Regions from separate parts of the Mus musculus genome. Here all the other regions are linked to region 2. A link is a loop called in an ENCODE intact Hi-C map of the cell type or tissue named here. Cell type or tissue: heart. All regions are shown on one strand.

Region 1 (8,000 bases), 52 kb before region 2:
CACATGTGCACACACACACAAACACAAGTTGTTCTCTTTGCACCGGGAAAAAAAATATAACTCACACTCCCTGTGCCCTGGGGCCCCCCAGAGTAGAAGCTGAACTCCTTGAGTCTCTGCCTGCACAGTTCCAGTCACCTTCCTTTCAAGGACGTACTATGTTCTCTGTGCCCTCCTAGCCAGGTGAGTGCCTAGCAGGCGCAGGTCTCAGAGCAGAAGATAAGAACACAGAGCTCAGTGGGACTGAGAAGTGTGATCCCAAAGAAGCAGATGCTGTAGCTTGGACAGTACAGATGGCAGCCACTTAAGCTGGTAACTGGTGACTCCCAGGCCCACCACATGGTAACCTATGGCTTCTCAGAAAATGACTTCACTGTGAGACATTTTGACATGAACATTCTTTAGTGAATCAGAGTTAGTCAAGGCAGCAGTCAGCTAGTATGTTGTCCATTCACCTTTGGGGCAGTTGTCATTACCAAGATCACTAACCTTGTCCCTTGTTGCCTTTTGCCTTTTGCCTTTTGCCTCTTGCCTCTCTCTCCTCTCCTCCTCCTCCTCCTTCCTCCTCCTCCTCCTCCTCCTCCTCCTCCTCCTCCTCCTCCTCCTCCTCCTCCTCCTTCTTCTTCTTCTTCTTCTTCTTCTTCTTCTTCTTCTTCTTCTTCTTCCTCTCTCTCTCTCTTTCTCTCTCTCTCTCTCTCTCCTGCATATATACAGTTAAATCTCTTTTCTCTCCAGTTAGCACCCACCTGGTCACTCTTAGCTCCATTTCTTCAGCCTTCCCCCTGACCCCTAGATGCCTTCAAATTCCTCGCTACTCTGAGTGTGATCTGCCAACAGGCTACTTCCATCCCTAAAGCACCATGGTCTTCCTTGAACAAGCTCCACATGGGGTGTGGTCACTCTTTAAAGCCTGGGGTGTGTGGTTGTAGTATGCTCCAGACCCCCCCCCGCCCCCAAGCAGCTGGACTAGGTAAGACATTCTTTGTTTATGGAGGATTCACATCCTTTGATATTTAGAGTGGTGTAAGGCTTCCACGCTGCCTTAATTAAGACGCTTTTATAGTCTGAGACACAACAGACTACACTTCACACACACACACACACACACACACACACACACACACACACACACACACTGCACAGAAGACTTGGGCTCATTTCCAGGTCCAGGGCGCACACACTGGTGATGCCCTTTCCTCTTCTCCTCAGGCCTCATTCTGCTTTGCAGCTCCACGCTCCCCTCCTGTGGCTTCTCTCTCAGATGCCAGCTGGGTATGCCCTTCTCTACAGCAGCGGGCTGAACTCTAAGATGTCAAAGAATGGCAAAAATCAGCCACCATCCCTAAGTCCTCTCAGTGTACAGGGATTTTTTCTTTTAGTTGGACACATTTCACTTAGTGAAAACTTTCAGCGACTTGTTTTTCTTCTGATTTCATTTTGGCTTGATTAGAAGGAAAACAAAATGTCTAAGAACAATGTTCACATGGAACCCCTGCAGTAAAAATGCATGGGTCACACCCATGCCGTCTGATCATTGAGGGGTCAAACTGGTGCCATTCGTTCCTTGAGGCCACTACTGGTAGGAAAAGTCTGTGACCCAAAGTGGAACAAGAGATGGATGACTTCCTCGCAGTCCATCCTATCTCCTAGAAGTTGGACATTTCCTGTGAGGAAACCTAGCATTCTCTGACAGCCATAACTCATAATTTTAGCATTGGTGTCATAGAAATAAATAGGTGACCCGCTGTGGCAAAAAGCAGGGTAGAAGAAGGATACTGAAGTATTTAAGGTGACAACTGTACGGGAAGTTCAGCACCTTCCTGTTTAAACAGGAAATGGCCTTTCTCTTAGCTTGTTATGATCCAGCCTCCCAACCCTCAGCTACTGAAGCACAGACAATAGTCTCAACAGTCGTGTGAGGGGTTATTAGTATTGTCCTTGAGATTATAGTCTATGGAGGGCCATGTCAGTTTTCTTTACCACGAAGAGCCCGGATGAGACGAGAATTCAATGTGATTATCAGTAACAAATGCTTCTTAGCACAGAGTAAAGATAATTAAGCCCATTTCACTATCGATGGTAGCTTCGTGTGACCTAGGAGATGGAACAAACACTTGGACTCATACATTCATCTAAAGGATGGCATCATTTATCACCCAACTACTATGTGCCAGGCAGGGGAAGGTCCACCAGGGAAGACAAGAATGAAAACAAAAAGTGGACTCTCTTAGTGAGAGTCCCTGCTTGCAGAGGTGTCTGTTGCAACATGCCTGCCTGTAATCCCAGCTACTTAGGAGGCCGAGACAAAGGGATTCCCCCTGTAAGTCCTTACTGGGCGATGGAATTAGTTCAAGATCAGCTTGGTTAACTTAGCATGAGTCTGGTCTCAAAACAAACATATTGAACAGATATATTTAACCATGACGCTCTCACTTCAAGCTTAATCCTACCCTGGACTCCTGGACACCTGGACACTTCCTTACAGCTTACCCATCGCCACTACTATGTGCTACATGGAGCCTACTGTGTTCTCATCTCTGAAAGCAGCAGGCCTGTTCTCTTCTTCTCGCTGGCCCTTCTCTGCCTCTTCTTCCCAGGCTCCTCCTCAGCATCACGTCCTCCAGGACGCCCCTCTAGCCACTCCCCCATGCATCCTCCCTAGCCTCTACCGCTCCTCTTTCTTCTTTGTCAAATTGATCCTCCTTCCCATGGCCTGTCACTCTGCAGAATTGTCACATAGCATGTACCCGTGCCATGTGCTGAGACAATAGCTCTTTATTGGTGTGATTTTGCCTCCCAGGGGACATTTAACATGCCCAGAGAGAGGGAGTTGCTGGGGTGCAGTAGGTAGATCCAAGAGGTCCTCTTAGGCCTCTGCTCTGACAGCATAGCCCTTGGTAATGAAATAGCCACTTGCAATGTCTATATTGCTGTGGCTTTGAGCTCCAATCTGGGAAGTGTAGGACAGGTAGAGGATGCCTGCCCATGCTTGCACGGTCTCAGACACTGTCTGAGCTGCCGTGGAGATGGGCTGTTCACTGTAGCTCTAATTAGGTATCCGGGCAGCCTAAGAACAGAGGGGCTTCAGGTTCTGAGACAAACCCTGTCTAAAAAAAAAAGGCAAGGCACGATGAGACACCTGGTGTTGACCGCAGGCCTCCACACATGTACATGTGCATTCATGAATGTGCGCGTGCACACAAACACATACACACACATATATGCATACACACACATGCACAGGTTTATGCCTAGATAGAGGCTTTCCCAAACAGTTAAGTTAAGAAATAGTCAATGAGGTAAATACAATTTTTTTTAAACAAATAGTACCTAGATTTAAAAACAATGCTAAAAGTGCCCAGGACGAGATGGAGATCTGATAGTGCTAAGTGTTCACATGTGACAAGCCACTCTAGGGACATATTACCTCATATGGTCAGAGCTGGTTGGGCTCAAGTGTCACCTGCCCGGGGAAGCACTCCTGGGTTTCTTTTCAACCCACCTCCCTGCAGTGGCTATGAGCCCTCTCTGCTGCGCCTCAGGAGCTCCATGTGTGGCTCAGGACAGATGATGCAGGGTGGTGATGTCTGTCATTCAGCTGTCTGCCCATGGAACTCTGGTCCCACAGGGGTTTATCCGTCTTAGCTATTTTACAAATTTGATTCTAGTGCTGGTCCTGCCAGCCCTGGGCCCGTGTAGATATTTTAAAAATAAAACCAGGGACCTTAGTTTGGTGAGATCTGCTGTAATATACTGAGAGATGCAAGTATTGTATGACTATCTGGCAATTATTGGTTCAGGAAGCTGAAAAACCTACATAGTTCAGACTTGAAGGAAGGTTGGCCCTGATCTCGTGAGCGAACAGAACTCCTTTCCAGGTGCTGAGGGTTGGAGACTCTGGCCTCCAAAGCCTACTTCACATTCCAAAAGAAAGAAGATGTGTCTCTTCTTTTGTGCATGTGTTTCCTGTTAATTATGCAAATTATTACACACACTCACACTCACACACACTCACACCACCTGATGTCATATGTCACGTTCCCAAGCACTTCTCAGTTGAAGTGTGCTGATTGACAGCTTGGATCCCCATTTCACTTCAGTGCTCAAGGAGATTGGTAGCCAAGGGATTCTTCAAGAATCCCAAGAAACATGGATGGGACTCTCCCGATTGGAAGTATTGCCCTTTAATGCCTGAGTCTTTGCAGAAGAGACTTCACCTATGACCTGTCAGCCATCTTTACAGCCGTGCACATAAAACAGTGGGCAGGGATCCCGAGTACCACTTCCCTCTCAGGCGGGCGGCCTTCTCCGTGCTTTAGCTCACATGCCAACCTGCTCTGCGGGGTTTCTCTCTGCACACCACAGAGAAAAGCCTAATCCAGCACGCCACCTTCATCAGGGTTCTCAGATCTGCACCAAGATCTGATGGTGTTTTACCTTGTTACAAATGTCTCCCTCGATTTTCCCTTCCAGGTATACTTCCAATTTAAAACTACGTTAGGATTATTTTTAGGTGCAAGTCATTAGTGCTGGGATGTGGTTTTCAAACAGATTTATTCTCTCTGTCACTGGTTTCGGTGTTTGAGTCGCTGTTTAAAGTGCTGGTTTATCTCTTTTCTCTTTCTCTCAGTGTTTCCCTATGAATGGAAGCACTGGGGGGGGGGGCGGGGGGGAGATGGAGGGAGGGGCCAACTCCACACCTGTTGAATTGTGGGCAAATCTGTGTCCTACTTTTTTCTCTGACTGGATGACATTGCAGGCGAAGTCACAAACCATAAGGAAGACCCGATGCTTGCAGGGAGCTACAGGCCTGGCTTGCTCAATTCATGGGGGCTGATGATAAAAAGGGAGTGCTGGTTGACCTGTTCCCGTTCATTTTTTTTTTACTTACATGTATTTATTGTTCTGTGACACATCATATGTATGGAGACCAGAGGATAACATTAAGGAAGTCGGTTCTCCTCTTTGTCCCAGTGGATCCTGGGCATTAAGCTCAGAGGTCATTGGTCTTGGCAGGAAATGTCTTACCAGCTGAGCCATCTCTTGGGCCTTGTCCCCGCCTAATTTTAAAAGAGACTTTTCTAGGCAGTTCTATCCAAATGTAGGTCTAGGTTGCTGTACAAGGCTTGATCTAAATACGGTGATATTGATGATCTCTATGCAAACAACCAGCCGGTACTCCTCCCATGTGTGTGCACTTCTCTGTGTGTGCATTTGTCTCTCCATGTGTGCCTGTGTGAATGTGCCTTTGTGTGTGTGTGTGCGCATTTCAGTATGTGTGCATTTCTCTCTCTCTCTCTCTCTCTCTCTCTCTCTCTCTCTCTCTCTCTCTCTGTGTGTGTGTGTGTGTGTGTGTGTGTGTGTGTGTGTGTGTGTATAAATACATGCATATACCTGTGCTGTGGAAGGCAAAGGCTAACATCTGGTGCCTTTCCTCAAAAGACAGCTAGCTTGGTTTTGTTCACTTTGTTTGTTTTGCTTTGGGACTCGAGGTTCATTGATTAGGGTAGCCTGGCTGGCCATCAAGCCCCTAGGAATGCCTCTGTCTCTGACTCCCCATTGGGGCTGCAGATGTGCACCGTCAAGCCAAACTTTTTCCTTGGATGCCAGGGACACAATGCAGGGCCTCAGGCTTGCAGGAGCACTTTACTGACAGAGCCATCTCCTCTGTCCCCATTTGCATTTATTCTCCCAGTGCAGTGACTAGGTCCCAGTGAGCACCTGCAAGACGCTGTCATCAGAGAAAGACACAGAGCTCAAAGTTGCCTGTGAGGAAGGAGACATAAGTGGCTCGGAAAAGCCTTAGCTATTAAACGTCCAGAGGCAGGCGGGACCTGTGGTACAGACTCCCGTAGAGTGAGCTTGTCACATAAAGATGGGGCTTTGCCTCCATGTGACTCTCCATTCCTCCTCTTAGCATTGACTTCAGAGTGGAGGAGCTGCACACCTCCTCACTCGGCTCTCTGAGGATTGCACGAAGGATGAAGCAGACCCACCAAGAGCTCAGGGCAGTTGCTTCCCCTTTATAAAAATATAGCATAGGCTAGCTACTGGCTTCTTCCTCACCATGGATCCTATTGTTATGATCAATACCATCATTGGTGTCTTTTAAAGTACTTCATACCCAGCATTTCTTTTTCCTGATTTTTTTTTATTTCATTCCACGTCTTTGAAGAAGAGGGACCTTCCTTTTTGTATTTCCATGAGACCCATGGAGACCTGTGTGGTTTGTCCACTGTGAGCTGGACCCGAGGCCCATCACCTTCTTTTCTGCCCATAAAGCTGAGAAGTCAGTAGTCTCCTGTAGCTACTGCTGGTCCCACAGAGAGGCCTCACCCTTGAGCTTAGGACCACATTCCAGCTTAGCCAAGCATCACTGGCTAGCGTCACTGGGTGCACCATTCCTGTAGAAACTACTATGGCTTAGGGGGTCCTAGTAGGACATACAGCTGCTATGGAAACTCTGTGAGCCACGTCTGAAGCTGCCTTGGTCTCGAGTTTGTAACGCATTTCTAGATGAAGAACTCTACTTAAAAAAAAAAAAAAAAAAAAAAAAAAAAAAAAAAAAAAAAAAAAAAAAAAAAACCGCCAGGCTCTCGGCTGTGGTTCCCAAGATAAGAGAAGTCCTCACCTGACTGGGTAAGCCCATAGGCTGTGGAAACAGAGACTCACGCTGCACCCTGGCACTCACCTGACCTGTGAGCCTTGCAGTCACTGACAAGAAGGTTAGCCCACTAGGCCTCCCTTCCTACGCTGTAAAGGGGCCCAGTCCAGCTTTGCCTGGTTTCTCATTACAATCCCCTTGCCAAGACGTCTGCCAGGGCTGAAATCAGCCTTAGCTGATCAATATCCCTCTCCATCTTACTTCCTGCTCCCCTCCACGCCCCCACCCCACCCCATGCTGGAAGGAGAGGGTAATTTAGGAAAATCCCTGAGAGGCTGGCCCTTCTCTGGGGGAAAAGATGGTAATAGTAATGTCTAAGCAGCAGGTACCCTTAGGACCCTGATATAAAACCAGATTCTCTGACCCAACCCTTGCGAGTCAAAGGCCCTGGAGGAGAGCCTGGCGTTCAGGTTTTAACCCAGCCACAGGCACTTCCTTTGGGCATCAGTTTGGAAACCCTGGTTTGAATGAAGCAGTACATTCTCTCTCACACAGGATCTGTCTGGTCCTGGCTATCTTTCTCCCGGTTTATTCAACACTGCCAGGTCTGCCTAGTTGGAACCTAATTTCTCCCTCTCGTAATGAGGAGAAATAGCCTTCCTTTTGGTAATTCCTCCTGTGATAAGCGTGCATCTCATATTCTGTTTTTCCAGATAAGGTGTGAAGTGGGGCTGGCTTTAACAACATCAGCAGGAAGTTGTCAGTTGCCAAGGCAACATGCTGGTGGGAGGAAGGAGAATTGTCCTACTTTTCACAGGGAAGGTTAAGCTCATTCTGTGCCCTCACAGACAATGGGGCAGGGTAGCAGAGAGGACCTTGCATCTGAGTGCTTGGTAACAGAGATGTGTCTGGCCGTTTCTCTCGCCTCTGAGTTTCTTTTGAAACCTTTCAGGTGAATAGCAGTGACAAGTTTCACTCTGAGGCTCTGTCAAGAATTTCAGGACCTCAATACAGTTACACATCACTTTTTTTTTCTTTCTAGAAGAATTTCTGAGATGGTATTCAACAACAGACGGAAATAAGATAAACACATGAAAGGAAGAGATTAGAGAAAAGAAAATCACGATGCCCATAAGGGGATCCTTCCATTGTCCCGAGTGTCAGCTACAAGACACAGCCACCACCGGGGACAAAATGAAACTCAGGAGTTCCTGGTGGCAAATGGGAAAAAAAAGAGGAACAGTGTGGGTCAAGGGTCCCCTCATCCTTTCCAGAGAGAGCAGACATCATCAGGAAAAGCAAACGATTTCCTAGAACTACAGTCTAAGAGCAACTGATGGTGGGGGACTCCACGTAAGGTACACAAGTATATTTAACACAGCGCCAGTGCTAGCCG
Region 2 (8,000 bases):
TTGGGAAATCCCGATGCACCCGTTCTCAATCACGGGTGGCTTTGCATCCAGCTCATCCCAGATCCCTTCTCAGTTATCAAAACAGAAGGGGCGAAGAAGGTGTTAGGAAGAGAGCTCAGTCGGAAAAGTACTTGCCTTTTGGTACTGGCATTTGGTCCCCCAGAACCCCTATTTCAAAAGGCCAGGCATCGTAGCATGCAATTAGAATCCCAGCAATGGGGAAGTAGAGACTGTCAGAACCTGATCCCTGGGGCTCTCTGCTCAGCTAGCCCACTTGGCAAGTTTCATGCCAGTGAGAGACTCTGTCTCCAAAACAAGATGAGTGGTATCCAGCCACCACACATATGCACGCAGGCATTCATGCGTGTGTATCCACATACAGTAGAGTGAAAGGGCTAGCATGTTCTGACTGACATCAAATGGCTACAGGCCACTATTGTTGACAAATGTCTATCTCACAGCAAGAGCCACATAACAAAGCCACCAACCAGCAGTTGTGCCCTGACTGGCCAACCCTGTTGGAGACTAGTAGATGATGCTACTTCACGCCTTTCTGGTGCCACACTCCAAAGTTCTAATCGTTCAAGAAGGCATCTAGGTTCTGGTAGATTGAAGACAGGTCTTTAACGGTAAGCACAGGCCCTCACCTCTTCCTTTCATTAAAGGGATGCACAAGCCAGTGGTTCTCAGCCTGTGGGTCTTGACCCCTTTCAGTGTCAAAGGACTCTTTCACAAGGGTCCCATATCAGATATCCTACATATTACATATTTACATTACAACTCACAACAGTAGCAAAATCAGTTATAAAGTGGGGGTCACCATGACAAGAGAAAGCATATCAAAGGGTCTCAGCATTAGGAAGGGTGAGAGTCACTGGCCTGAATAATACAGATGTTAGTGAGCATGAGAGGAGGGTCCCACTGAGTCCCTTTATCAAAGGCAATAGTGCTGTATTCTCCTCTCAACATTGGGTAAGCTTGAACAGTACAATTAACTGTCCTTACCTGTCCACTTAGACCTTGTTGTGACATAGCAGGTGACTCTAAATGACTTCTTGGTTTCGTCGTATCTGTAAGAACTTGTGGAGTCCATAAATGACTTACAAACTTTCACTAGTGTGATAAAGGTAGCAGTATTAGCTCAGAAGGTTTTTTTTTTTTTGAAGTACCACTGTAAATTTGAAAAATATAGTAATTGAGTTTACGAGACAGGGTTGTTCTCTGATTGTTGACTGAGGATTGGGTAGATAAAGTCACCAGAAAAGGATGACCGTTAACCTTAGGAAAGAATAAAGGGGTGCAATTCTACCCATCTGTCCATCTGTCCACCCACTCACCCAACCATCCATCTGTACCCATACATCCATATGTCTACTAATCCTGCATCTATTGACCCATCCACCCATGGACTCATTCATGGATGCATATAGCTACCCACCTTGTCATTGACTTGTCATTTTTCCATCTATCTACTGATTCATCCATCCATTTGTCTACTCAATCATACATGAGTACATGTACCCACCTACCCACCCACTCATCACTCATCCATCTATCCATCTATTTATCCATGTATTCATTTATATACCTACCCAACTTACCTATCCATCCATCCATCCATCCACCCATCCATCCATCCATCTGCCTGCTCTCTGCCCGTCTAGGCTGAGAGGAGAAATCCTGGGCTGAAGCAGGATGGTGAGTGTGGTGGCTGGGATGGTCCAGAGACTAACCATCTCTCAAAGCAGAAACTTGTTTTATTGTATCAGTCTTTTGTTTATATAGGGTTGAGGAAGGAGGTGGGGATTTTTGGTGAGGCAAGATGACATGGGGGTGAGGAAGAGTGACAGAGCGTATAGGGTGAGATGATGTATGGGGTGGTGTGAGATGACAAGGGATGTGGGGTGATCTCATGGGGCCTATAAGAAATTGGCACATCAGCGGTAGCTAGGCAGAGGCAGGCTTACACTGGTCATGTATGGAAGTGACTGAGACAGTTTTCAAAACTTGAGCCAGGCTTGGATTTGTCCTCAAGGTCCAAACCAGGGACAAATAGGGCCCAACATCCATCCATCCACCCATCCACCCATCCATTCATCTATCCATCCACTCATCCATATACTCATCCATGCATTCATATATCCACCTACCTAACCATCCACTCATCATCTGTCCATCTATCCATCTACTCGTTCATACATATGTAAACCTACCTACCTACCCATCTGCTCATCACCCATCCATCCATCCATTCATCCTTCCATCTATCCACTCATCCATGCATGCATACATCTACCTAACCATCCATCCATCCATCCATCCATCCATCCATCCATCCATCCACTCATCCATGTATTCATACATCTATCCACCCACTTGTCCACCCATAATCTATCTATCTACTGATCCATTCATCTAACAATCTATTTATCTATCCCATATGGATAGAAACACATCTGAAATATAATTCATATTAAAATGGTTTTTTTTTTCAACGCTGGGATATTGGATGGTTTTAGGGGTTTTTTTCTTAATGTTTTCTTTTCCTGTTACTTAACTACAGTGTGAGTCACTTTTAACAATGAAATTATTATCTCTTAAAAGGAAGAGGCTGATATGGGATGAACTAATGGATCCTTTTCAACAGTCCAGCCTGGGAAACTATTCTGAGAGATGAACAGAGTGATTCTTGCACACTATTAACTCCATCTGCCAAGTGGAAAACATCCCTCTGTTTTCAGTTTGGGGTCCAGGTTGATGGATGGGACTTTTCCATTGTGAAATATGCATGTTTAATTATCATTTCCACTGACCTCAGTGTTTGTACTCACAATATACATCAGCTGAATGCACAGGCTATTAATCACAAGGGTTCTGTTCAGGGTTTCTCTGGGCCAAGCTTTCATTGCATACTTTAGGATATCCAAAGTGTGGACACTACTGTGTCTGAGTTCCAAATTTCAAGAACGGACAAAAAGTGACAGGCATGGCTTTCCAGTTCCGGGTCTTACATGTCACTATGAGGGAGGTTACCTTCTGCTCAATGTCACCCCCCTGTGGGGCCCTCCTTGATGACTTTTGAAGTTAAATATATATTCCCTTGATTAAAATACTCTTTCCTTCTTTTAAGAATACTTTTAGTAATGTTTGTCTGTGTGTGGGGAAGGGGTGACATGCAAGCCAAAGCTTGTGTGCATGTGGAGGGCAGAAGATAGCTCGTGGGAGTCAGTTCCTTCCTTCTGCCATGTGGGTCCTGGGGTTCAAACTCGGGCCATCAGACTTGGCATCGAGCAAGCGCTTTACCTTCTGAGACAGATCATTTGCCTAGTGGCACACTCTTTGACTGAGAAGCTAAGTGTCTTTTTCCTCATTGCACACCTTTCGGTATTCAAATATACTTGAGACAGCACTGATGAAATGGAATCCTTGTATATCTTGAGCTTGTATATCTTGTATATCCTTGTATTTTGAGCTTCCCTGAAAGGGATGATCAAAACTCTGGCCTTTGTGTTGACCCAGGGCCTCAGTTTGTCCTTTTGGAGAGAACCATTCAGAATTCAAGTCAAAGAAAGTGGGTTTAGTGTTAGGTTGAAAAGAATCTGTGACAAATGCAACAGTAAAACAAGCCTGGAATTTTTAATACTTCTATTTATTGGAATAGGTATGGACTGGAGAGGCAGACAAAACTTACACAACAATGAACAAGGGAAAGGAAAACTGTGGTTGCTGTGTCTGAGTTCCAGGGACTCTTAATAAAGGCATATTCCGATTGGGAAGAAACAGAAGCCTATCTGCGCATACAAATGTAAATCACTTCTTTGAAACAAGGTCTTTAAACACCTCACCCCTCCTGGGCCAGGCATGCGGGTCACATGCTTCCTGTGTCTTCAGAGCTGGGCTCCACTTATTGGGAGCCACTGCAGGAGGGAGGACTTGTTTGAAACATGCTTGACTCCCCCATCAGAGCCCTAGCCCCTCCCTAGGTGTTTGGCCTCAAAGGTCAGTGTTTTTCCCAGTCCACCACAGCTGGTTTATGTCTGCTTTTGCCACCGGCGTTTCCACCAGGCGGAAAGCTTTGAAAAGGCTCCAGTCACATTTTGAAACTTCATGACAAAAAATTGAATGTCATCCAGAGACTAGTTTAGGATTTAAACATCGCTGTCAATCTAGGCTGTCACCACCACGAGATTTTTTACCCCGACGATAGATCACGGTGATGTGCTGGCCCTGACGGGTCTTGGACTGTTAAAACGATTGAGAACGGAATCTACTGGGCCATGCAAATAAATAAAAAGAGACAGGGAGTGTCAACCCTTGATGTGATTGCCTTCTTGGTTGTCAGGTCCTGGATGTTTCCAACCAGGCGTTTCCTGTTCTTTCCCGGTAACAGTCTGTGCAATGGGAAACAGAGGAAGTGGGACCTCCACTTCCTCACCAGTTTGAGGGTTGATAGTTTTGATCATTGAATGGCTAAAGGACAGACTAAAATGGAGACACCATTAGAACTGAAGTCAGATTCCAAAAATGTGTGTCTGTGGACAGAAAGAACAGGTCACAGACGCTGATTGCTGACATGAGCTGATCTAGGCAGGCAGAGAAGGAAGTACAAGGGCCAAGTGAGAGGAATCATGGAAGACGGGATGTAGAAACTTTAAGATGGAGGAACGTAGACATAGAAATGGTTGGATGTAAATGGGAAGGTGTGGTAGACATGTGAAGGGCTTGGATGGAACGGTCTAGGCACAGGAAGCAAGCCACCATGACTGACAAGAACTAAGCCACCCCTAAGTCAAGAAAAGATCAGAATGAAGATGTTAGTGGCAATGGAGTAAACGACCATCGCCACCAGCAAGGGGACTCATGGAGCACTCAGGATTGGAGATATTCAGTTTTCAGCCAGGGAGAACCCAGGAAGGACAAACAAAGACAAACTGGTTGGTTCTGTGGGTAGGATGTAGGCTCTTCCGGGACAGTGTGAGAAGGAGCTAGTGATGCACTTGATCAGTTAATAGCCCGGCACCAAAACAGGCAGATTCCCTGGTCACCTCTACAGGCAGGATCCTTGCTATCTATTCCATGACTTCACTCTCCTCATTTGTAGCGAGAGGTGCTTGCGCCAGATGGGTTTCCAAGGCAGTTCCCAATTTGGGAGAGAGTGGTTGGGGGCCCTGTGAGGAGGCACCCTGTTTTAGGAAGATTCATCTGGCCCTCTGGCAGTGGCTTATAAAGAAGGCTGATGAATCTTCACCAAAACAACAAGCAGGAGATGAGGGGAGATGATGGGACATAGAGGAAGGGTGATGGTCACCAGGGACCCTGGGGGACTTGATGGCTTAACTTGCAGCCAACCATACAGTTTCCAAATTATGTGGTGTTGGAAAGGGTTCAAATGCAAAAGGGACTCTCCAGTGCAACCCCAGTTTATTCAGGACGTTACTAAAGAAAGAGTGATAAACAATGGCATGCAATCTCAGTGTTGTGAGTATTTGCATAAAGGGAAAAAAAGACCCAAAGATAGGAGGTAAAGAGATGGGGAGATGAATTCTGATGGAAAGGCAGGGGAAAGGAAGCAAGAAGGATTCGGAGTCCACGTGGAGAAGTCTCCAGGGTAGCGAAGATGGAGAACTGTGAACTTGGCAAGATCAGCACGCAAGAGAATCCTCTGGGATAAAGCCGTGCCGTTTAGTTGGAGTTGAAAGGATGAATCAGCCTGGGATAAGGGATGAAGTAGAGAGAGGCAGAAAGAGTGACGAGGGTAGAACCTCAGCGCTGATCCATGTATTAGGACCAATTTGAGATGATCCAGGGCTAGGAAGGCCAGCGAGAAGGGGGGAACTCAGGGAGGTTAGGTACGTGGGAGCCAAGAATGAGTCACAGAGAGGGGCAGGGGAGGCATCAGAGGCTGCACAGAGGTCAAAGCCAAACAGCCTGACAGAGGGCCAGTGAATGTGGCAATGGACAGATCATCTGTTATCTCCACAAAGGGGTAAGTGACTCATGGCCGGATTACATCACCTTGGATAAAATTAATACCAAGTTTCCTGATAGTACTTCCTTAGATGCTGTGAGAATTGGCTTCACACACTCCCTAACTCTTCTGAGAGCTCTTACATTCGTGAGCACACTAATCTCCTTTAAGTAGTGCAGCGGAAAGTTAAAATGTGCCCTGTGGACAGGGTGGGTGTATTTCTGCGACCCGAGCCCTCACCTTTGCGACATTCGGAAAGCCAGCTGGTCCCTTTTTCTCCACACACAGGCAAGGTACAATGGCTAATCTTGTCAATTTGACAGGTCTTAGGATCAACTAGGAGATAAAACTCCCTCTCTCTTTGTCTCGTGTCTCTCTGTGTGTGTGTGTGTGTGTGTGTGTGTGTGTGTGTGTGTGTTTGTGTAAGCATATTTTCACCAAGGTTTAGCTAAGGTAGGAAGACCTACCCTTGAATGTGGGTGACATCATCCTATGAACTGAGAATCTAGGATGTAGGATGGATACAAAGAGAGACAATGAGTACCAGCACTCATCCCTATGCTCCTTGACAGAGGACTCGGTGTGGTCAGATGCCTCCTGTTCCCACTGCCACCCCTTCCCCACTGAGATGAGCTCTCTCCCTGCAGACCAGGAAACCAAATGAACCCATCAGTCCTGTGATTGCTGTTTATAGAAATTCTGTCCTAATCATGAGAACCGAGGCAAATACAGCAGGGCTTTGGTCACACACATGCATGGGTGTGCATACACGTGCACACACACTCATATCCATTGCTAATCTGACTTTATACCTCAAAACTTTATGTGTTCATGATAAAAAAAAGACAGAAATCTATAAACTACAGATAAAAACTACTGACCTACCAACCTCTGAGCAAATCTCGCTACTGGAGTGATAGCTCAAAATAAGGATTCTGGGGCCTGAGAGATGTCCTCAGGCTAAGAGCCACCCCTGCTCAGGTCCTTGAGTTCACTTCCAGGCACCCACATAAGGGAGCTCACAGCTGCCTGAGACTTCAACTCCAAGGAATCTGATGACATCTTTTGGCCTCTGTGGGCACACATGTACATGCACACACATGGGCACACATGTACATGCACACACATGCACACACACGCTCACTATTAACAACAACAACAAAACTTTAAAAATAAGTATATTGTCCGAAGCATTTCATTTCAGTTGCATCTGTCCCATTAAATAAACACCAAGGCATTTTGCAAGAAGAAAATTTCAAATAATACCCACTAATTCCCAATAATACCCACTCCTTGTAAAAAGGTGTTAAGTCTAAGCGCACACAGGCCTGCCACCTCCTCGCAGATGCCTGCTTGATATTCCCTAAGGTATAAAGAAGCACTGTGACACCAAGAAAATATGAGTTCGAGGGAATTTGAAATAATCAGGATTTCGTAGCCTTTATTAATTGTAGCCTTGGTCTTTGGGAATCATGAAGCTACTATATTTTTTATAAAAGTTATTAATAATTAGATTATATTGGAAAGGATGAGGCTGGTTGCCAAGGTACTGGGAGGAGGAGCTTGGGAGGCCCAGAGGGTGCAAAGCAGAGTAGCTTCAGCTACACTAATAGGAGAGGAGTCAAAGTAGGGGGATTCGGAATCAACTCGGGGGTAAAGAGCAATGGGACTCGGCTGTTGGTCCAACTCAGAGGAAAGGACTGAAGAGGAGGGAAGCATTGAGGATGTGAGCATCTGGAACTGCATTGGGGACAACTGGGTCTGAGGTCATTTGCAGTAACTGTGAGGGCTTTGGGTTTGTTTGTGTGGTGGGTTAGTGTGTGTGGGGGGGGGCTTGGTTGTTGGGTTAGAGGGTTGGTTGTTGGGTTAGTGGATTTGGTTGTTTAGTGGGTTGGTTGGTTGGTTGATTGTTTAATGGGTTGGTCAGTTGGTTGATTGGTTAGTAGCTTGGTTGGTTAGTTGGCTTTCTTGTTGGTTGGTTGTTGGGTTGGTTGATAGATTTTGTGTGTGTGTGTGAACTTTATTTTAGGCA
Region 3 (8,000 bases), 95 kb before region 2:
GCCCGGTGAGCTATATTTCCTGTGGCCCAAAAGTACTGCTGAAAAAGACTGCACTGAACTAGTCATAGCTGGTAATTAATTGCCCGTGAGGAAGGGTCAGGGTGGCAAGAGGTAAGGGGCATATGGGAGGCATCTGAGGTTTCACTGGTCAAGCCTCATTACCAGTGGATACATAGTGGGGAGGAGCGAGGAGCCAGATGAGAGTCCATCACAGTGGCCACAGAAGCAACATCACCCCTAGTGCTGTTCAGTTGTATCTAAGTATGCTTTGATCTTAAAGTCAGCAGCATTAACTTTGTCTGACTCCTGAAGAGAGAGAAGGAGGAGGAGGAGGAGGAGGAGGAGGAGGAGGAGGAGGAGGAGGAGGAGGAGGAGGAGGAGGAGAAGGAGAAGAAGAAGAAGAAGAAGAAGAAGAAGAAGAAGAAGAAGAAGAAGAAGAAGAAGAAGAAGAAGAAGAAGAAGAAGAAGAAGAAGAAGAAGAAGAAGAAGAAGAAGGTGGTCTCTGGGCAGAAGATCTCAGACTGTAAGGAGCAAGTGGTTTGCATGAGATACTGGAGTCCAAGTGCTCAATGTATCAACTCCAGAACAAGGCCCATATGCAGCAAGGTTCCTGTCTAGAAAATCCGAGGTGATCCGTCTCCAAGCAGGGAAAATCTGGGCTCTAGAGGAGACTGGGCAATGTCTGTGAAACGTTCTGTCATCAGAGCAGAGGGAGGGGCCTGGTGTCTAGATGCCTGGATGCTGCCAAGCAAGCACCTTGCATTGTACTGGACCACACTCATCTCCAGTAAGCAGTGTGTGGCCCAAACTGTAAACAGATCTAAGGATGCAAAACCTGCTTCAGAGCACCAAGGTGAGCACACCCTCAAAAAGGCCTCTGTGGGCTTGGAGGGCTACGAACCAGGAGCTTCTACTGTTACACCAAGGGCCACCCTCGCAAGAGTCTCCTTGTCACCCAACTTCCTCCTTCTCCAAGGTTAGAACCTATCTGTGACTTGCCCCAGGCAGCCCCACTTGGTAAACATCCTTCCTTCTTCATACTCCAGATTCATGACAGTCTGTGTCTCAGGCCTATCAGCCCAGCTACTCAGGAGCCTGAGACCAGAAGATCCCAAGTTTGAAGACCTATCTAAGAATGAGTTCAAGGTCAGCCTGAATAACTTAGCAAGACCTCTGTCTCAACATTTAAGAAAAAAATGAAGAGGATCAGAAACATAGTTTAGTGATAGACTGCCTGCCCAGCATGTATGATGCCTTGCCTACCCAGCATGTATGATGCCTTGCCTACCCAGCATGCATTATGCCTTGCCTACCCAGCATGCATTGTGCCTTGCCTGTCCAGCATGTATGATGTCTTGCCTGCCCAGTATGTACGGTGCCCTGAGTTCAATGCCCAGTATCAGGTTCATTAGGCTCCTAGCTCTACCTCCTTCCGCTGCCTTCCCACTTGTCATTGACTTTCTACCCAACTGGAAGGAAGGAAAGCGTCTTCAGGACAGGGTCATCCTGTTCACACGTGCTGAAAGGTACCTACCTCCCCGTGTGCAGTGGTACCCAGGGAGACCGGGTTCAGCTACAATAGACTCTCCAGAATGGACTCCTCTTTCAGCCCCAAAACAACACTCAGTTTTAACCAATCCGGGCCACTCTGAAGTTGTACTCCCAGCATGCCCTGCTTCCTCTTCATTTATTGCACTATTGGGGGTGGAGCTCTATGTTTTCTGTTTGGCACCATTGGGAGATAGAATACGATAAACGAGGGCACAACTCCCTAAGAACTTATACTCTAGTGAGATCTGAGGCAATTACCCAAAGAGCGAGCTGTGCACAGCATCCACCTTCCTTGATGAGCCCAGCGGAGAAAGCAAATAGAGAAAGGTGGACATCAAATTTTCAGCAAGGTAGACCTCTGGGAAGTGACTGAACACCACCAGGGGGCAAGTTGTTTCAGATGTTGTTCCTCTCACCCTTGATAACAGCCACAATCTGGACTTCCCCACTCTCTGTCACTGTGGTGACTGTATAACAGGTGCACCATAGGTGCTCAATAAATATCAGCATTGGAAGGAAACACAATGAAGGTTATGTAATTAGTCTGCCCAGGAAGCAGAAGTTTAAAAAAAAATCCCAATACTCCAAGAAGGTGGAAGTTAAAGCAATGTGAACTTACATAGTGAGAGGAGGTTATTTGCTGGAGAACAGGTTGAGACTGGATATAGTCCCATCCCCCTAATCTGTCTCCCAAGCAAACCTAGATTGTCCCCTTCTAATCTCCAACTCTAACTGTCTCCAACTCTGCCAGAGCCCCGCCCCCTTCCTTCCCACTCCCCCTTTTCTTCCTCTTGGAGGGGCATCTAGACAGGCGGACACTCCACTGCCCCAGTGAGGAGGAGGTGGGTGCCTCCAGGGCTGCAGCCAAGCCGGCTGGGTCCTCTTTCTCCAGCTCCTCTCCCAGGCGGGACACTGTCCCTTTAATAGACTCCCTCTGCCTGGCGCTCTGCGGCTGGGGAGTAAATTTCTCCCTGTCATCAGGTCGCAGGGAGAAGAGGAGGAGTTTGTTAATGTTCAGTTTGTTCAGCCGGGATCGATGTTTGCTGGCATCGCCTCGCCCTGTCTTGTGTGTGTGTGAGTGTGTGTGTGTGTGTGTGTGTGTGTGTGTGTGTGTGTGTGTGTGTGTGTAAGAGAGAGCATATGTGGGGAGTGTGAGTGTAAGTGTGTGTGTGTGTGTGTGTGTGTGTGTAAGCGAGAGTGCTTGTGTGTGAGAGCGAGCGTGCGTGTGCGTATGTGTGGTGTGTGTGTGTGTGTGTGTGTGTGTGTGTGTGTGTGTGTGTGTGTGTGTGTGAGTGAATTCCAGATTTTCTGTCTTTCCCAAACCCGCTCCTGTCCTCTCGCATATCACTCACAGACGGGGATCTGACAGCAACAACAAACCTACAGTGAGTGATCTCTCCCCAGCGCGAATCCGCCATCAAGATCAGGGAAGAGGAGGAGGAGGAAGAAGAGGAAGAGGAGGAGGAAGAGGAGGAGGAGGAGGAGGAGAAGGAGGAGAAGGAGAAGGAGGAGAAGGAGGAGGTGGTAAAGGAAGAGGAGGTGGAGGAAGAGGAGGAAGAAGAGGAGGAGGGAAAGAGAAGGAAGAAGAAAAAGAAGAAATCCACTGTCTTCCCGGGATTGTTTCCCCCCTTATCTTTAAGCGCGAGTGTGCGCGTGGCGCGTGTGCGCCCCTCATCCCTGCCATCTGAACCCCGTCTTGGATGTTTAATAAAGAAATCAAGTGTCTCACCAGTCACCAAAAAAACAGCAAAAAGCAAAACCAAAAAAAGAAAAAAATCCAAAAGCAAAACAAAAAGAGAGGGGGAAAAAAAACCAAACAAACAAACAAGGCAGAACCAACCTCCACTTGCAAGCAGCAGGCGCGAGCCACATATCTGCCACCCAGAGAGGGGGTCTCCGGCCCCGCGCTGGAGCGCTGGCAGGGGGATCTTCAGGGGGACAGAGGCCGAGTGACGTCCTAGGAGCCACAGAAAGACGAGCGAGACTGCGGCCCCCGCGCGCGGCTCGGGGCTGGGGCGCCAGAAGTGAGACTGGAGCTAAGTAGAGCGATGCCAAGGAGGAAACAGCAGGCACCCAAGCGGGCGGCAGGTAAGAGATGGCTCCGCTCCGGGTGCCCGGCCCCTGAGCCCGGCGCACAGCGGCTCGCCCGCCCGCCCTCCTGGCCTGGGGCTGGCGGGGACGCCACCCCCTGGCGCTTTCAAGAGGGTTAGCGTGCGGGTGCCCTCTTCATCACCCCAGAATGATTTCCCCAATCTTTCCCTCTCCAGGCTCCCTCTGGGTGGTGGTGGCAGGGAAGCGTCCCACCAAACCTTCCTGGTTTAAACTTTTCCTCCCTCCACCCTCTACCCCACCCCTAACTTTTTCTCCCAGTCTGGCTTCTTGCCTCTGGAACCAAAGTCGGATTATGGATTTGGGGTGCAGGGGGAGGGAGATAGCCCCCTCTCATCCCTCTGAGAGGTCAGTGCTGATGGCTTCTGGCCTCCAGGGACAGTGTCTCCAGTCGCTGGGGCTCAGGGCTTGCAAGTGTGTGGCATGGCCAAGCCTGGGGCTGCAGGCTGGCTTTGGAGCTGTGAGCCATGAGGGTGTAGCATTGGTCGCCAAGGTGCAAAAGGCACCCCCGGAAATGAGTGGGGTTTTGGACGTGTTTTCTAAAAGGTTTCACCGTTTATAGAAATCTCATTCCCTTTCTTGCTTAAAGCCAGGTGGGGATGGGGGAGAGAACCCCGTAGAAATTTAAACAGCCTTGGATTTTTCTCTGCCAGATAGAGCTTTGGAAACTTTGTGGAATTGACTACCACCCTAGGAGCTGTCCTGTGGAATTCTTTCTTGCAGGGACCCTTCCCCTAAGGATCAGATCGGCTCAATAGGTCCCACAACAGATCTTCAGGGTTATTGCTGTTGTTTTTATTGTCGTTGCTGTTGTTGTTTTTCCTTTTCCCTTTTGGGTTGCCTAATTGCTTTTTTAATAGTATGCTGGGGTTTTGTTTCTCGGAATCGGAACAGGAAAGTTCATTTTTCTCCTGCCAGACCCACCCACTGAAAAATCAGCTTTCCACTCGATTGCTAGTTTTGATTTGACATTTGATTGATCACCTGTCATCTCACTGCCTTTGATCTATTCATTCTGATATATATCAATAAATCACTCACCATGGTAACTCCGAGTGGCAGTGACGCAAGCTTTGCCCTCTACATTCAGAGAGAGAAATGCACAATCATTATCTTGTTGGCTTTTAACGTGGGCGTTTTTATTTCTTTGTATCCTTTAGTTGATGGGGCTTTAGCAAAGTTTAAGTTTCCTTGGCTCCCCTGTTCCCTCTCTCTTTCTCCTCTGACTTTGAGTGGCAATGGGTAAGACTGATCTGGAGACCACAGCTATATTTTACTCTGTTCCAACTTGAGTCAAACATGGGAAAAGTCACCAGGACACTTGGGTAAACTTTGCAAAGTCACCAAGAAGAAGTGAGTTAGGAATCTGGGGAAAGCGGGTGCCAGTGTCTGAACATGCAAGCTACCACGTTCATAACGCTTCACCGCCGCCTGATGCCATCCCAAAGAGCAATACGTGTGCTTCAGAAAATCCAGTTTCCTTCCCTCCCGAGTGCAGAATCGCTTCCTCGGCCATGTGTAGGTCGCTCTGAGTTGCTTTATTATAAAGCTTCCATTCATGAATTTTCAATTGTTTCTCTCAGAGCAAAATAACGAAAATATTCTTAGCAACACACACATTTGCAACTTGTCTATGCAGGGGGATTTCTTTTCTCAACTCTGGTTACTTCTTTTGGAAACAATAGCTCTCTTATTTTATTGTATCTTTTTAACTCTCGCACTCGGCTTGACTATCTGACCATTTGAGGGTGTGTGGCGGCCTTCAAGACTTCCTACGAGTCTGCCTGCTGCAATCAATGCTAGCAACACAAGTTCACGTGTGGCTGGATTATCAGAGATGGCATCCCTGTTGTTTGTTGTCCCGAAAGAGAGCCTTGGGCTGCAGTCCAGCAGAAATGATACTGCCCTGAAAACTGTTTTCTTTTTCTTTTTCTTTTTTTTTTCTCCTTCCCTTCCTTGTAGTTCCGGTAGAGGCCATCAAGAACTAGGCAGCAATTTAAATTAGCAGAATGACTGGACATGTCTCCTTTCACAAGCTCATTACAAAAAGTGCCTTGCTCAGAATTGCTCTACTTTAATTATAATTATCCACTGATCAATGGAGATCCAGGTGTGCAGAAAATGACGCTGTATCACATTATTTAAATTAGATCCTTTCGCTAAGCTGGTATCTATTGGTGCTGGCTACTTTTTTTTATTGTTGTAGTCTCTCTCTCTCTGTCTCTGTGTGTGTGTGTGTGCGCGCTCTCTCTCTCTCTCTCTCTCTCTCTCTCTCTCTCTCTCTCTCTCTCTCTCTCTCTGTGTGTGTGTGTGTGTGTGTGTGTGTGTGTGTGTGTGTGTGTGTGTGTGTGTGTGTGTGAAACTTGTGAGTATACTTTCAGTTTTCCGGCCGATTGGATTCGTAGTGTCTTTGCAAGACTGTTGCCATGATTCTCATCTTGTTCCCTAGAAGGCACAGAAATCCTTTTCGAGCTGAGATGGGATAATTGATCTCATACACAGCGAGTTACCCTGCTCCATGTATTTATCTGTTCACATACTAGTAAGATGGGTTGTTTTTCCGTGGTGTTTCTTCTTCCCATCCGAGGTCACCAGTGCCCGGCTGTTTCAGGATGAGTGAGGCAAAGTTAGCTGAGATTCCCCAGTCAGCTACCATGCAGGGAAGGGGTGTGTGTGTGTGTGGGGGGGGTGCCTCTCAGCCTGTAGCTCTGCTAACTTTTATCACTGCTTAAAATTAAATACAACGCACAACTGTAAGTGATTACTCCTGTGGACCGATGTTGAAAGCTTGATTCCTAGTTTGATTAATGAATAATAGAAGATAGAAAAAGCCTGGCTGGGAACCAGCGCTGAAGCTCTCTCTCCTGGAACCTCTTTCTCCCAAGAACTCTTCCAGGCTGTTGGGTTTCTTTCCTCCATTCGGCCTAAGGGTGATGTTTCAAGGCCTTGGTGGCCAAAACTTTCTAATAAAGCAGGTCTTCTAAACTCAGCCACAGGATGATATACTAAGTGATGGGGAATTTTAATCTGTTTTATTATTACTACTATTATTATTATTTTAGATTCCTCCCACTGCCTCCTATGTATGTCAGGTTGGAGGGGCAGATATGCGGAAGGCCATTCTCTTGAAGTAAACAGCTAAGGGGAAACATTTCTCCTGGCAATATCTCTGGTCCTCATTTTCTAAAGCTTCACTCTTCCACACTGCTAGCTCTTGGGGCCAGGAGGAAAGTTTAAAAAACAGCTTTCATATCCCCCTATCGTGACTGTATGTGTGTGCTCGGCTCATTCTCTTGATTGTATGTTTGGCTTATCATTAAAATTCGTCTGCTCTTACCTGGAAATCTTCAGGAATCTGCTCTGGCATCCTCTCCCCCCGATTCATCTCAGGGAAGATAAAAAGACGATGGCAGGAAGGTTGAACAAAAAAGAAACTGTCTAGATGTGTTTGCACGTTATAGGAAGCAGAGCGCTTGAATTTTCACAAAACCGTAGGCATGGTCTCTCACAATACTTTTCCTAACAACCCTGGCCGTGTGGTCTGCGTACACACGTAGCAGAGGTTTTACTTCAGCGGTATAGAATTATTTTTATAGTATGCCCAGCCAGTCACAGTTGAGCATGGGATCGTCTGTAATCACATCCCTGTGAATATCTAACATGCCTGTAAGTTATTTCTCCTGCCTTTGCTCACCCCAAGCCATTCTGTGCTTTTTTTTTTTTTTCTTGTGGACTTGTGGTAGCTTCTGATAATCCGGTCTTTTTGTGAGGAGGCTCGCAGGAGAGAGCATCTCCCTCAATTTATTTTGTTTATTGAATGTGGAGATGAATAATGCAGATTTTGTTTTCATGGATGTCCTTGTGTAGCAGTAAACATCAGACTATTAGCAATCATTACTTAAAAGTTGCAATTTGCACCTTAATAACACAGGTTATTACTTGGCAAACGCATTCAGCAGGGGCATTTCTAAATGTGCTGCAATGAGGTAGGAACAGCCAAGAGGTCTCTTTTTCTACTTCAGGATAGTGTCGAGTCTGGACTGCACAGGGGCAGGAGCCGGTGGCTACAATTGAAGTTTGCCTTGAATTTCCTGGCAAGCAGGACCCAGGTTGTTTTCGGACTCTGATTTTCTTTCTTTGCTTAAGCATCCTTCAGAGAAAGCAAGTTTACATCTTGAACTCTAAAATGCCCCATGTTGTGGGTCTCTTTGCTTTCCAGGATGATGTGGTTTTAAGACAAGTATACACACACACACACACACACACGAGCTCACAGGGCTCCAGCAACAGTAGCTCCGAGCTATTCTTGCTGTTTAAAGCATATTTCAGACTACAAAGGC

Evidence for each region. Hi-C counts contacts between places; a loop is a spot of excess contacts. Peaks named below come from ENCODE experiments on the same cell type or tissue, not always from the same donor. Only the 100,000 strongest peaks of a DNase experiment are listed, where the experiment ranks them.
Region 1: it touches region 2 in a loop (1.8-fold over the local background); 3 of 42 quality-filtered maps call a loop at or near these places.
Region 3: it touches region 2 in a loop (4-fold over the local background); 6 of 42 quality-filtered maps call a loop at or near these places.

What each region holds. Positions count from the first base shown.
Region 1 is chr2:169,672,767-169,680,766 of GRCm38, forward strand. All of the region lies in intron 1 of Tshz2 (teashirt zinc finger family member 2), which reads left to right. Among named protein-coding and RNA genes, the nearest start is that of Gm34344, 9.7 kb to the left of the region's middle. In heart, no CTCF peak of the experiment used is centred here; no DNase peak of the experiment used is centred here; H3K27ac peaks cover 1,001 bases.
Region 2 is chr2:169,724,890-169,732,889 of GRCm38, forward strand. All of the region lies in intron 1 of Tshz2 (teashirt zinc finger family member 2), which reads left to right. Among named protein-coding and RNA genes, the nearest start is that of Gm34344, 62 kb to the left of the region's middle. In heart, no CTCF peak of the experiment used is centred here; DNase peaks (open chromatin) are centred at 3,962 and 5,832; H3K27ac peaks cover 2,413 bases.
Region 3 is chr2:169,630,141-169,638,140 of GRCm38, forward strand. Tshz2 (teashirt zinc finger family member 2) reads left to right here and starts at 2,369. Exons shown (of 2, transcript NM_080455.3): 1 at 2,369-3,639. The coding sequence starts at 3,600. It overlaps Gm34294 (a long non-coding RNA gene), which reads right to left and starts at 338. Exons shown (of 2, transcript XR_003953971.1): 1 at 1-338. In heart, CTCF peaks have their summits at 1,924 (motif pointing right) and 3,638; DNase peaks (open chromatin) are centred at 2,441, 2,901, 3,601 and 4,041; H3K4me3 peaks cover 3,465 bases; H3K27ac peaks cover 3,960 bases.